Regions from separate parts of the Homo sapiens genome. Here region 1 is linked to region 2. A link is an interaction called in ENCODE POLR2A ChIA-PET data of the cell type or tissue named here. Cell type or tissue: GM12878. All regions are shown on one strand. Each heading gives the region's core, and the rest is flanking DNA. Links, peaks and the distances in the headings are about the cores only.

Region 1 (3,212 bases), core at 713-3,212, 140 kb after region 2:
GTCTCCCGTTTTTACTTTATAAAAAATGAGTGAGTGGGCCAAGCGCTGTGGCTCATGCCTGTGATCCCAGCACTTTGGGAGACCGAGGCAGGCAGATCACCTGAGGTCAGGAGTTTGATATCAGCCTGACCAACATGGCAAAACCCCATCTCTGCTAAAAATACAAAAATTAGCCGGGTGTAGTGCCATGCACCTGTAATTCCAGCTATATGGGAGGCTGAGGCATGAACATTGCTTGAACCCCGGGGAGACGGAGGTTGCAGTGAGCCAAGATTGCACCACTGCACTCCAGCCTGGGTGACAGAGTGAGGCTCTTTCTCAAAAAAAAAAAAAAGGAAAGAGAAAGCTCTTAATTGAAGTAGTAACCCTTTCTTGGGTGTTCAATGATATTGTGCTTCTCTTCATGTAAGTGCCCCTTAGATTCCTCCTCCTCACTACCATCAGGTCATAGAATAGGGAGGGGCACTCAGTTTCAACAGCAGTGGCCTCCAAATTTTGTTCAAATGCATAACTATAAAAAGTTTTTTGTATACATTCTCTATATATAGCTATACATTTTATACATACACTACTATCAGTCTTGATTTAGACATTACTAAAGCTTAATTTTTCTCTCATTTTTTTTCAGTTAAAAATTCAGATTGAACTATCTTACAAATGGCTCCCAGAAGATCCACTCCCTGTGGGAACACAGCAGTTGTGGAAGTGAAGACAGGACTGGACCCAGAATAAGGGTTCAAATATGTGGGGAAATCTGACCTCTAAATTCTTATAAGTCAGAGAGTGACTGAACAACAGCAGTGAGACATCGAAGAGTTTTAATATCTGCTGTAAACCTTGGCACAGATCATTTACTTCTCTAAGACTGAATCCAAAAAGCACAATGGAATACTATAATAAGCTGAGACAGCATGGTGAATTCCAGACAAGCCTGAGCATTCCCTATAGCCAGAGAAGGAGGCCCAACACCTAACATAGCCTTGGATGCAGAACTGATAGAACTTGGGGAAAGTGATGAAGTAGTTGACCTCACCTGTGAATCTCTAGCACCTGTAGTGATTGACCTAACTCACCGTGACTCTGTAGTGATTATTGAACAAAGGAGGAGGCCAAGAGCAAACACAAGGCCACTCCAAGACCACACTGGCAGTTGTGTGGTGAACAATGATGAGGAGGGAGTGAAAAGGGACAGAGATGTATGTATAACCAACAGTGCCCACCATAATTCCCTGCAAAAAAATTTTTTTTGTCATATACTACCTGGTTATATTCAGTGTCAAGTTTGCATGGATGGATGCTCAGAGATTGAACTTAGTATACAACACATCTACTCTATAGAATGTGGCCACATCTGTAGTCAGTGCTTCTGCACTTCCTTTACACATACTAACACTGCCCAGTTTGTTTGAAAAAAATCAGCCTCCATCAGTATCACTGCAGTTATATATGATGTATGCCTTATTGCTCAAGACAGATCCTGTGGCTGGATTTTTCCATGTCTTTGTGCAGGAACTATGGGTTGTTGGCATCCAATGCTCTGAGCTTAAAAATACTGATTTTTAAAATTGCTATCTGCAGTATATAAGAAACTCTTTGATTTCTCATATGCTCTGAGACTGCTTTTTGTTTCCTTTGGTTTTATGCTTCAGCTCTGGACTTCAGTTGCCAGAGTGTGCCAGATACTGGGGTCGTCCTTAAAGCAACTTTCCCTTTCTTATAGTCATCAATTTTTAGTTGGCCACATGTGGACATTCTGGACCACATAAATAAAGACAACACCCTAGAGATGGTGAAGTAAGTTGTAAACTAAAATCCTAAGCCCCCTAATTGACTGAATGGAACCCCTCTTGACCAAAGTGACCCCAGAAAAACCTTAAAACTGAGTTCCTGGCCATGACGGGATGGGAGGTCAGACACGCTTCATTATATCTCCGTCTCTTTTATGGTTTAGACACAACAACTGACCAGCATTAATGTCAAAATAAAGATCATAAGGCTGACAGAATAGACCCTTTGTGGCAATAACAAATTATTCGTAAGATCTAAGGTCATGCCAGGCAAGTGTTATGTCATGCACTCCTACACTTAAAGAATAAACTATGTTCTAACTGCCACAAGATTTTCTATTTATTTATTTATTTATTTATTTTTTGAGACGGAGTTCTGCCCTGTCAGTTTTTCTTTTTGTTTAGCAGCTAAACAAGCACCAGCTGAGATAAGCAATTTTTTTTTTTTTTTTTTTTTGAGTCAGAGTCTTGCTCTGTCGCCCAGGCTGCAGTGCAGTGGCCCGATCTCGGCTCACTGTGAGCTCTGTCTTCTGGGTTCATGCCATTCTCCTGCCTCAGCCTCCCAAGTAGCTGGGACTACAGGCACCCACCACCACGCCCCGCTAATTTTTTTGTATTTTTAGTAGAGATGGGGTTTCACCGTGTTAGCCATGATGGTCTCCATCTCCTGACCTTGTGACCTGCCTGCCTCGGCCCCCCAAAGGGCTGGGATTACAGGCGTGAGCCACCGCACCCAGCCACTTTCTCTTGATAAGAAGACCACTGACTATGGGCTGGTTCTGGCCAGTTTATAGAGGCTAAGCACCCTTGTTCCTTCCTGTCCTGAACAGGCATTTTGACTTATAGGGTCTAATTGTTATGCATTTAAGTGTTAAGTCTCCACCTTAGGCCTGGCGTGGTGGCTCACGCCTGTAATCCCAGCACTTTGGGAGGCTGAGGTGGGTGAATCACTTGAGGTCAGGAGTTTGAGACCAGCCTGGCCAACATGGCAAAACCCCGTCTCTACTAAAAATACAAAATTAGCTGAGTGTGGTGGTGCACGCCTGTAATCCCAGCTACTTGGGAGACTGAGGAAGGAGAATCATTTGAACCTCAGAGGCAGAGATTGCAGTGAGCTGAGATGGCGCCACTGCACTCCAGTCTGGGTGACAGAGTAAGACTCCGTCGCGAAAAACAAAAAACAAACAATAACAACAACAAAAAGAGTTAAGTCTCCACCTCAAAGTGAACATGGGTTGTATGTTACATGCATGTTTGTTCAATAAGCATGAGTCAGGATGACCTTCATAATTATTCATAGCTCCTCCTGTAACCTGTTGAATATGTATGTTTAGCCAACCTATTCAGCATCAAGTTCCTACCCCTGCTCCTCCTTTGAAGTGCCTGTCTCTGGTCTTTGCCAGAGATTGTACTTCCTGGCCTGTG
Region 2 (2,500 bases), core at 1-2,500:
GAGGTCAGGAGTTCAAGACCAGCCTGACCAACATGGTGAAACCCTGTCTCTACTAAAAATACAAAACGTTAGCTGGGTGTGGTGGTGGGCACCTGTAATCCCAGCTACTCTGGAGGCTGAGGCAGGAGAATCGCTTGAACCTGGGAGGTGGAGGTTACAGTGAGCGGAGATCATGCCACCGCACTCCAGCCTGGGCGACAGAGCCAGACACTGTCTCAAAAAAAAAAAAAAAAAGATTAAAAATTAGCCACGCTACTTGGGAGGCTGAGGCAGGAGGATCCCTTGAGCCCAGGAGTTCAAGGCTGTAGTGAGCTGTGATCGTAACACTGTGCCTGAGTAACCGAGTGAGACACCAAGTCTTTAAACAAAAACAAAAAAGTCCATGCATGCCAACCAAGTGCAGATCAGTGAGAAAGAGCACCATAATTCCAACTTACCGTTTCAAGGCTCTTCTGAAACTCCAGAAGTTTAGCTTCAGCTTCTTTATAATTCCTGAAGAACATACACAGTTCATACATCTCCATCACCAGTAGTAACGGGGAATCCTTTGACAAAGAGTTTGAAAAAAATTACAAAATTTTGAACTTAATATTTTTTCAATGAATAATGCCAAATAAGAGAATGTTAAAAATGCTATTAATAAGGCAGGGCACAGTGGCTCATGCCTGTAATGCCAGCACTTTGGGAAGCCGAGCCAGTGGGATCACCTAAGGCCAGGAGTTCGAGACCACCCTGGCCAACATGATGAAACCCCATCTCTACTTAAAATATAAAAAAGTAGCCAGGCATGGTGGTGCATGCCTGCAATCACAGCTACTCCAGAGGCTGAGGCATGAGAATCACTTGAACCTGGGAGGTGGAGGTTGCAATGAGCCAAGACTGTGCCACTGCATTCCATCCTGGGCGACAGAGTGAGACTCTGTCTCAATAAATAAATAAATAAATAACATTAGCCAAGTGTGGTGGCATGTGCCTATAGTCCCAGCTACTCGGGAAGTTGAGGGAGGATCACTTGAGACCTAGAGGTTGTAGCTGTAGCTATGATCACATCACTGCACTCCAGCCTGGGCAACAGAGCAAGACTCTGCCTCAAAAAAAAAAAAAAGAAATGCTATTAGCAATAGCTTCACAGATTAAATCATGTACGTTAAAGTTAAATATAATTTCTTTTCCTTTTGGAAAAATGATACTCAGTCCAGTTATACCTACTCAACAATCAATTTTCTGTCTACTCTATACTTGGCCTATTGCACACAGGCAGGAAGCATTCCACTAGATGGTGCTATGACACCTTTATTATTATTTTTTATTATTTTTTTTGAGACATAGCCTCATTCTGTCGCCCAGGCTGGAGTGCAGTGGCATGATCACAGCTCACTCACTACAGCCTTGACCTCAGGTGATCCTCCCACCTCAGCTTCTAGAGTAGCTGGGACTAGAGGTGCGTGCCACCGTGCCCAACTAGTTTTTGTATTTTTTGTAGAGACGGGGTTCACTGTGTTGCCAGGCTGGTCTTGAACTCTTGGACTCAAGTGATCCATCCGCCTAGGCTTCCCAAAGGGCTGGCATTACAAGTGTGCGCTAGCATGCCCAGGCATAACATTTTAAACACACACACCTGGATAATCTGCTCTACTGATCCACCTTACCTACTGTTGCCTGTGGCACTGATTCATACATTTTATTGTTGTCAGTGGGAGTCGCTCAGTCAGATAATAGGAGTTCTGAATTAGAAAGTATGGCTCTGAACTGTAAATACACCACTTACTGAAGTATTTTGAGACCTTGGATAAGTTACTTAAGTTTTGTGAGCCTTGATTTATTAGTCTGTCAAATGAGAGCAACATCACTTCATAATATCTTTTTTTTTTTTTTTTTGAGACACGGTCTTGCTCTGTCACCCAGGCTGCAGTGCAGTGGTGTGATCTTGGCTCACTGCAACTTCCACCTTGCGGGTTCAAGTGATTCTCGTGCCTCAGCTTCCCAAGCAGCTGGGTTTACAGGTGCATCCTGCCACGCCCGGCTTTTTTCTTTTCTTTTTTTTTTTTGTATTTTTAGTAGAGACGGGGTTTTGCCATGTTGGCCAGGCTCATCACAAATTCCTGGCCTCAAATGATCCGCCCGTCTCAGCCTCCCAAAGTGCTGGGATTACAGGTGTGAGCCACCGTGCCTGGCCCATAATATCTAATATTATTTTCACATAGGATTATTGTGAAAACTCACTAAAATAATGTATAAAAAGCACCCTGAGGCTTGGAGCGGTGGCTCACGCCTGTAAATCCCAGCGCTTTGGGAGGCCGAGGTGGGAGGATCACGAGGTCAGGAGATTGAGACCAGCCTGGCCAACATGGTGAAACCCCGTCTCTACTAAAAATACAAAAAATTAGCTGGGCGTGGTGGCACGCGCCTGTAGTCCAAGCTACTCGGGAGGCTGAGGCAGGAGAATTGCTTGAACTCGGGAGGCGGAGGTTGCAGTGAGCCGAGATCGTGCCACTGCACT

The links. Peaks named below come from ENCODE experiments on the same cell type or tissue, not always from the same donor. Only the 100,000 strongest peaks of a DNase experiment are listed, where the experiment ranks them.
Region 1: POLR2A ChIA-PET joins it to region 2 with 11 read pairs; 16 of 35 experiments call an interaction of 5 or more read pairs at or near these places.

What each region holds. Positions count from the first base shown.
Region 1 is chr15:44,730,735-44,733,946 of GRCh38, forward strand. It overlaps the pseudogene RNF4BP. Among named protein-coding and RNA genes, the nearest start is that of TRIM69, 4.2 kb to the right of the region's middle. In GM12878, for the core only: no CTCF peak of the experiment used is centred there; no DNase peak of the experiment used is centred there; H3K4me3 peaks cover 1,284 bases; H3K27ac peaks cover 1,449 bases.
Region 2 is chr15:44,591,894-44,594,393 of GRCh38, forward strand. It overlaps SPG11 (SPG11 vesicle trafficking associated, spatacsin), which reads right to left. Exons shown (of 40, transcript NM_025137.4): 27 at 438-545. Among named protein-coding and RNA genes, the nearest start is that of EIF3J, 56 kb to the left of the region's middle. RefSeq lists an enhancer at 1,186-1,285. In GM12878, for the core only: a CTCF peak has its summit at 1,265 (motif pointing right); no DNase peak of the experiment used is centred there.